Regions from separate parts of the Homo sapiens genome. Here region 1 is linked to region 2. A link is an interaction called in ENCODE POLR2A ChIA-PET data of the cell type or tissue named here. Cell type or tissue: A673. All regions are shown on one strand. Each heading gives the region's core, and the rest is flanking DNA. Links, peaks and the distances in the headings are about the cores only.

What was found. Peaks named below come from ENCODE experiments on the same cell type or tissue, not always from the same donor. Only the 100,000 strongest peaks of a DNase experiment are listed, where the experiment ranks them.
Region 1: POLR2A ChIA-PET joins it to region 2 with 6 read pairs; 2 of 35 experiments call an interaction of 5 or more read pairs at or near these places.

Annotation. Positions count from the first base shown.
Region 1 is chr4:115,117,133-115,121,801 of GRCh38, reverse strand. No RefSeq gene overlaps it. Among named protein-coding and RNA genes, the nearest start is that of NDST4, 5.8 kb to the right of the region's middle. In A673, for the core only: a CTCF peak has its summit at 1,665; DNase peaks (open chromatin) are centred at 1,641, 2,821 and 4,021; H3K4me3 peaks cover 1,731 bases; H3K27ac peaks cover 2,719 bases.
Region 2 is chr4:115,348,540-115,353,208 of GRCh38, reverse strand. No RefSeq gene overlaps it. Among named protein-coding and RNA genes, the nearest start is that of NDST4, 240 kb to the right of the region's middle. In A673, for the core only: no CTCF peak of the experiment used is centred there; no DNase peak of the experiment used is centred there.

The DNA of each region.
Region 1 (4,669 bases), core at 355-4,354, 230 kb after region 2:
TTTGCTACTTGTGTCTCAGTGTTCTAACCTATACAATGCAGATATAATACCACAATAACTAATAATAGGATCATTGTGACCCTCAAATCAAATAATCTATGAGAACATCTTTTGAAAACTCTGAAGATTTTAAAAATGAGTTGAAGATTACATAATGTTAGTATTGAATGTATTATGAAAGCAAGTAAATTGGAACAAACCTCTACTATCAACTGTGACTCAGAGTATCAGGTTCAACAAATAGCCTTTTTCCCTTAATCATCCTAACAGTGGTCATGAAGGGTCAGGCCAAATAGTGCTTTATGCTGGAGGAATAACTCCTTTCAAAGTAATCTGGAAATTTGAGATAGGGATTTCAAGAAACCAGATTGTTCTAAATGTACCTCTTGTTTAACTGCAAACACACACAAGAATTGCTTGATTACCATAGTTACTTTGGCAGATTAAAGAATATTAATTATTTAGACTTGAGAAGTTGTACTTGACAAGTAATTAACGTTATTTTAAAGATTCACATAATTTAATTTGAACTAAACAGTTTACTCTAGTTTGATTTAATATTCAGGTACAAATTGGATGTCCTAAATAAAAGGACTAGATTTATATTTCTTATGACTAAATCTGGCTTATAGTCGTATTAATTTTCATTTATTTACATTAGCCTTAAAATAATTTTTATAGGATATAATCATAATGATCTTGTATAGGACATCTCATAACGAGGGAACTGAGGAGACTCATCTCTCTGAAGGTAGAATTGCATCTGTGGCATAGCAGACAGGTAGAATGTTATAGTATGCTTCATAATTCCATGTATTCCATATCACTATGTGTATTAAAATCTGTAGATAATTGAATGTTTAAGATAATAGTATGTTTTAATGATACTACAGAATGCACAATGTCTTTTCTTTCAGTATATGCTAAATGCAAATTAGCAGTTATTACAAAGGTCATTCAAGAGCAAATGTTTCAAGTTCTAATATACTTAACATCTTTGAGAGGAAGGGTTTTACAGTGAAGCAATCTATTTTTGAGTTACAAGAGGGGAAGGTAAAGGAGTATATTTAAATAAGGAAGGTAGATGAGTGCAAGATGATTTTATAATAGAAATAAATTTGAGAGATATAGCTAAGTATAATTTTGCATTCTCCATGGCCCAGCCCTATTCTATGGTTAGATCCTTAGAGTTATATTTGAATCATTGATAAGACTTCGATTTTACAAAATTTGCCGCACTTTATATGTTACCTGTAGTTTACCTTTACTTTCCAGGCACTGAAGAAGGCACTACCTTATTAATATTTCAAATAAACTAAATGGTATTGTGTATATATATGTACATGTGTGTATTATAGATGTAAGTTATATAGGAGAATTCAATCTGCTATCTGAGATCTGAGATGCAGTGATTAAATCAAATTAAAGGTGAAACTGGAGGCTATTCACTCAAGTAATCTACCAGTAAGTGATACCAAATTAATTTTCTTTGCCTTTGATGAGACTCTGTGTTATGTTTTTGTGTGCATCAGTTTATATATTAGAGTTTGAGGGGAAGTGGAGCTCCAAATTTATGGTAACAGCAGTTTTCTTTAAAGCATATCAACAGAGATGAATTGGCAGAGTCTTCATTCACCATCTTTTATACAATATTGCCCTCTATGGGAATATTGTAAAATATTGAATATTTTAGCAGGGTGATAAGTATATTCTTTCATACACTCCTGTGTTCATCACATGATTTTTCTTTCCTCTTAATTTAATTACTTTGCTCTTTCCCACCCTCTAACAGGTATAAACAGCTGAGCTGACAAAAAAATTCATCATTGTTTTATTATATAGTAGGTTTAGAGTATCAGAATTCATTTTACTTTATTTATTTTACATTATATTTAATTATTTGTTTGGTTTTCTTTTGTAAAATATCTCTGTTTTCGGAGTACTATATTTTCATTTACTTCATATCATCTCATTTATGATAATTCCTTTTCAGAAAAGGGAAACACCAATTAAAGTTCTAAAATAAAATTATACTTAATATGGAAGACAAACAAATCATTTTACATAAAGGAATATTTAGAATTTACAGTGCCATTCTTCTGATTCTATAAATGCAAACCAAATTACAGTAATGTATAAAATATTTTCAATTCTTTAAAATATATGACAATATTTTTACTAAAATATTTTTATTCATGAATAATATTAGGAAGATTAAATGACATGGATTCTAAAAAGGAAAACTAATCTGGGTCTTCTTATCCATGGGGAAAATTGCTTTATAATGTATCTTTGCATCTTCCTTTTGAAATGAATTGTTGCTTCTATTTGTGACATACAGAACTGGTGCAACAGTTTCATTGAAAATATATTTGTAGGGGAAATGTTAATTTCTGGTTCCCTATTTTCTAGCTTTGGGTTGCCATCATTCGTTCATTCATTCATAAATTTATTTTTTTAAATGTCAGTAACTATGCCATGGCACTGCTCCAAGTATTAAGGATATAAGCCTCAAACAAACAAACAAAAACAAAAGAGATTATCTCTGTCCTCAAAGAATAAAGACTTCATTGCTAGCATTATGTGTGTGCCTACAAATCAGGCAACAATAGCAATATAATGCTGTGTACCCCATTGCTAGCTGGTTACAGAGGGCAACACTGGGTTTACAGGTCTTGGAATACAGCATGACTTAGAATTCACAAGTATTGCTTCTCAAGCTTAAGGAAACTTTCAGCCATTGTTGACTTGCTTTAGAACATCTCATGTTCTTATACCACTTCCTCACAACTTACCATCTCAACATGGTCCCCCAACACACACACACACACACACACACACGGCTTAAACCAAATAGGAGAAAGAGTGACAGCATCCAGTGAATTACCCCAGAGTGACGATAATTTACAGTGAGGCACTGAAGCTAACAGGACAGAAACTGATTTGCTAAGGCTTAGTAAAAAATTAAGATTTCCCATGCTGATCAGAGCATTAGCCAAATAGTTCATAAATGAGATGTCTTTCCCTGAAGGACTGGAGCAGGCGGAAAACAAATGATATTGGGATATTTAAAATACAAAAAATTTGGTAACAGATGAAAGAAAATATCCTATATGACAAAAAGAATTTTATCAAACTTATCACTGTGATGCTATGATTCTGGTCTGCAAGTAGCTTTCTCACTTTGAACATTTAGGACTTCAAATTAGAGAATGTAAAATGACTTGTAAGGCGTAAGTCAAAAGGAAATCACCATCAAACCCTAATAAAATTTGGCAAATGAAAATTCCAAAGAAAAGAGAAACAAAGAAAGAAACAAACTGAAACTACCTATCCTAGATAAAACTTATACAACCCCTATAAGGTATTTAAAGATCCTACTCTGATGAGACACTCCCGCTGGAGTTGGGGCCCAATTAATGCGCTTTATGAACTCTCCTCACCTTTGTGTACCCTCTAAAAGAGAAACTAACTGAAAATTCTCATAGCAAAGATCAGACCATGGAAAAATCATAAATTTAATTTTTACTGTCCTCCCCCACCTCACCCTGGGTCTCTCACTTGAGTGCTAACATTTTAGTGACAACAAAATTTCTTATGATGCAATGGTGTTTTGGCCAACAACTGCTATTTATTAAAAATCATGTTCCTTTAAGTAGTTGTCTGCCAAACTGGAATTGGACTGTTTAGTCTGTTTGTTCCCTCACTTGGCCTTTCAAGTTTTGCATCTTCAAAGGATTTATTTGAAGCATTAACATGCTGATTTCTCTCTTGCTACAACAATGCACTAGAGTGATACTGGCAAAAAGATTCTTTCTTCCAACCTGCTCTTCCTATTTTTTTCCCTTTTTCTAATAACTTGCTAACAAGAGATCCAGATGTGTAATAAGATAACATCTAAGTCTGTGACTGGGGTGTTTGTTATCCACGTAATGCTATTTGGCACTTACGATTTTTTTATCATGTATTATGATACCATTGAAGCAAAAGTGACTTTATGCAACTTCTTTCTCACATAAGTTCTTATCCTAACAATTGCTAGCAGAAGATTTTTTTCTCTTAATAAAAAGTTTTTGTATTAGTCACTCACAGCCCAATTAGAGGCTTCCCCTGCTCCCTGAAGGCATAAACTTTGAACGTAGAAGTTTCTTTTATTCATGCTTTTTCTTTTAAAAAAGAGTTATAGCCTTTCGTGTTGGTACAACAGGATAGTTGCTCATGTTAAAAAATAAAATTAAAAGAAAAGGATATAGACAGAAAGTGGTAGTGTGGTAATAGAATCTTGTATTTATAAGTTTTAGTAGTGAAGACTGTAAATTAAACTAAACGCATTCAATCAAAATTGTGAGAACTATAAATTTATTTGGTTGTGCTCATTCAAAATTATTTTTGCTCTAAAAGTAACAAAAAAGATGAAACTTGAAATGAATAAAAATGTACATTTAAAGATCTAAATATCTTCTGTTTATAGCCTGTATATGCATGTGAATAATTTTTTAAAAAGTAGAAATTATGAAGTACTTGGAATCTTGTTTTAGTATTTTCTGTGCAAACCTTTATTTATTTTAGAGGCAAGCATTTAAAACTTACCATTAGTAACAATTAGCAGAACAAAATGAGAAAGAAAATGATGAAAATTTTTGAAATTGTTAAATTTACCGAGTTTTTT
Region 2 (4,669 bases), core at 332-4,331:
TCATCAAGAGAGAAAATTAACTAAGGTATTCAGTACCTGAATTCAGCACTATATCAAATGAACCTGATAAACATCTACAGAATTCTCCACTCAAAAGAACAGAATATACATTTTTCTCACTGCCACATGGCATATACTCTAAAATCAATCACATAATTGGAAGTAAAACACTTCTTAGCAAATGCAAAAGAAAATAATAACAACCAGTCTCTAAGACCACAGTGCAATCAGATTAGAATTTAGGATTAAGAAACTCACTCAAAACCATACAACTACATGGAAACTGAACAACCTGCTCATGAATGACTACTGGGTAAATAAAGAAATTAAGGGAGAAATAAATAAGTTCTTTGAAACCAATGAGAACAAAGACACGAGATACCAGAATCTCTGGGACACAGCTAAAGCAGTGTTTAGAGGGAAATTTATAGCACTAAATACCCACAAGAGAAAGCAGGAAAGATCTCAAATCGACACCCTAACATCACAATTAAAATAACTAGAGAAGAAAGAGCAAACTAATTTGAAAGCTAGCAGAAGACAAGAAATAACTAAGATCAGAGCAGAACTGAAGGAGATACAGACATGAAAAACCCTTCAAAAAATCAATGAATCCAGGAGCTGGTTTTTTGAAAAGATCAACAAAGTAGATAGATCGCTAGCCAGATTAATAAAGAAGGAAAGAGAGAAGAATCAAATAGACTCAATAAAAAATGATAAAGGGGATATCACTACTGATCCCACAGAAATACAAACTATCATCAGAGAATATTATAAAAACCTCTACACAAATAAACTAGAAAATCTAGAAGAAATGGATAAATTCCTGGACACATACACCCTCCCAAGTATAAACAAGGAAGAAGTCAAATCCCTGAATAGACCAATAACAACTTCTGAAATTGAGGCAGTAATTAATAGCCTACCAACCAAAACAAGTCCAGGACCAGACAGATTCACAGCCTAGTTCTACCAGAGGAACAAAGAGGAGCTAATACCATCCCTTCTGAAGCTACTCCAAACAATAGAAAAAGAGAGAATCCTCCCTAACTCATTTTAGGAGGCCAGCATCATCCTTTTACCAAAACCTAGCAGAGACACAACAACAAAAAAGAAAATTTCAGGCCAATATCCCTGATGAACATCAATGCTAAAATCCTCAATAAAATACAGGCAAACAGAATCCAGCAGCATATCAGAAAGCTTATCCATCATGAAAAACTCGGCTTCATCCCTGGGATGCAAGGCTGGTTCAACATAAAACAAATCAATAAACATAATCCAGCACATAAACAGAAACAATGACAAAAAAACACATGATTATCTCAATAGATGCATAAAAGGCATCGATAAAATTCAACACCCCTTAGTGCTAAAAGCACTCAGTAAACTAGGTATTGATAGAACATACCTCAAAATAGTGAGAGCTATTTATGACAAACCCACAACCAATGTCATACTGAATGGGCAAAATCTGGAAGCATTCCCTTTGAAACAAGACAAGGATGCCCTCTCTCACCATTCCTATTCAACATAGTATTGGAAGTTCTGGCCAGGGCAATCAGGCAAGAGAAAGAAATAAAGGGTATTCAAATAGGAAGAGAGGAAGTCAAATTGTCTCTGTTTGCAGATGACATGATTGTATGTTTACAAAACCCCATTGTCTCAGCCTAAAAACTCCTTAAGTTGATAAGCAACTTCAGCAAAGTCTCAGAATACAAAATCAATGTGCAAAAATCAAACGCATTCCTATAAACCAAGAATAGACAGACAGTCAATTCATGAGTGATCTTCCATTCACAATTGCCACAAAGAGAATAAAATACCTATGAATATAACTTACAAGGGATGTGAAGGAACTCTTCAAGGAGAACAATAAACCACTGCTCAAGGAAATAAAAGAGGACACAAACAAATAAAGAAAAAATTCCATGCTCATGGACGGAAAGAATCAATATTGTGAAAATGTCCGTACTGCCCAAAGTAATTTATAGATTCAATGCTATCCCCATCAAGTTACCAGTGACTTTCTTCACAGAATTAGAAAAAAACTATTTTAAATTTCATATGGAACCAAAAAAGAGCCTGCATAGCCAAGACAATCCTAAGCAATAAGAACAAAGCTGGAGGCATCATGCTACCTGACTTCAAACTATACTACAACACGACAGTAACCAAAACAACATGACACTGTTACCAAAACAGACGTATAGACCAATGGAACAGAACAGATGCCTCATAAATAATACCACACATCTACAACCATCTGATCTTTGACAAACCTGACAAAAACAAGCAATGGGGAAAGGATTCCCTATTCAATAAATGGTATTGGGAAAACTGTCTAGACATATGCAGAAACTGAAACTGGACCCCTTCCTTAAACCTCGTACAAAAATTAACTCAAGATGGATTAAAGACTTAAAACATAAGAACTAAAACCATGAAAACCCTAGAAGAAAACCTAGGCAATACTATTCAGGACATAGGCATGAGCAAAGAGTTCATGACTAAAACACCAAAAGCAATGGCAACAAAACCAAAAATTGACAAATGGGATCTAATTAAACTAAAGAGCTTGTGCAAGCAAAAGAAACTATCATCAGAGTGAACAGGCATTTTACAGAATGGGAGAAAATTTTTCCAATCTGTCCATCTGACAAAGGGCTAATATCCAGAATCTACAAAGAACATAACAAATTAACAAGAAAAAAAACAAAAAAACCCCATCAAAAAGTGGGTGAAGTATATGAACAGACACTTCTCAAAAGAAGACATTTTTGCAGCCAACAAACTCATCATTGCTGATCATTAGATAAATGCAAGTCAAAACCACAATGAGATACCATCTCACGCCAGTTAGAATGGCGATCATTAAAAAGTCAGGAAACAACAGATGCTGGAGAGGATGTGGAGAAATAGGAACACTTTTACACTGTTGGTGGGAGTGTAAGTTAATTCAACCATTTTGGAAGACAATGTGGTGATTCCTCAAGGATCTAGGACCAGAAATACCATTTGACCCAGCAATCCCATTACTGGGTATATACCCTGAAAATTATAAATCCTTCTACTATAAAGACACATACACACCTATATTTACTGTGGCACTGTTCACAATAGCAAAGACTTGGAACCAACCCAAATGCCCATCAATGATAGACTTGATAAAGTAAATGTGGCACATATATACCATGGAAATACTATGCAGCCATAAAAAAAGGATGAGTTCATGTCCTTTGCAGGGATATGAATGAAGCTGAAAACCATCATTCTCAACAAACTAACACAGGACAGAAAATCAAACACCGCATGTTCTCACTCCTAAGTGGGAGTTGAACAGTGAGAACACATGGACACTGGGAGGGGAACATCACACACTGGAGCCTGTCAGGGGGTGGGGGGCTAGGGGAGGGATAGCATTAGGAGAAATACCTAATGTAGATCATGAGTTGATGGGTGCAGCAAACAACCATGGCACGTGTATGTAACAAACAAACTATGTAACAAACCTGCACATTCTGCACATGTATGCCAGAACTTAAAGTATAATTTAAAAAATTAAAAAACAAAAGGAAGGAAATTCTGACACATGCTACAACATGGATGAATCATGTGGACATTATGCTAATAAAATAAGCCAGTCACAAAAACTTGTTTCTTTGCAAGTTAGTTACATTTTATCAGGAAAAATTCTTCCATTGCATATTTCTGAGCCTTTAGCTGTATAATTTACATATGCTGCCTTTAAAATGAAAGAAGACTCCACAGAACGTTCTTGGGTTATTTGCTTTTATCTTGTAATCTTTAGAGTTATTGGGTCTTTGCCTTCTGGAGTTTAATTTTCGAGGTCTATATCTTACCTGTTTCTTGTTATTGCTTGTTTATTTTTAGACATACTGTCTCTATTGCATACCTGACAGCATAATTTCTTTGGTCTTCATTTCTAAACCCTTTTTCATCTGCATGTTTATTAGGAAAAGTTTTCATAATTATAGCTTTAAATGTATATAAATCTCTTTATTATTTTTTGCCCAGAAAATTTTGAACTGTTTTGGTCTAAATAAAGTATTTCTATTTTGGTAAAGGACATCTTCCATCATATTATTAATTTTTATTTATTATTTGTATTTTATTTGATATTTAAGATGTCATTCTTAAATTAATAGAATGAAATTATTTCCTGTTTTCCATTACCTGTCATTTTCATTTTAGTTGTTCATTTGCTCTTACATTCTACATTTGGAAATATATCCCGACTCCATCCCTTATACATTTGATGAAAATTTCTGCAGTGTTAATCTGTTTTATCCCACTTCTATGTGGATATTATTTTGTTTTATTTTTTGTTTCCTGCAACAATTTATTTTCCCAGATACTTTTATTTTTGCTTCCCTCCTTGGTTGGATATATCCTATTATTCACTCATTTTGTCCTTGCCTTGTTTCGTAGAGGCCATACCTTTTTTGTCCTACGTGGGAAAATAAAATAGATTGTATATGTAAAATATAAACATATATATATATATATTTTTATTTTTGAATGTGTGTTTTCCATTTCAGTCTTCATTGTAATACTTCCTTTCAAACACCAAAATGGGACTAATTTATAAGTCCCATTTTGATAAATTTTTATTTACTAATTTTTAATTGTAGAGAAATAACTCTGC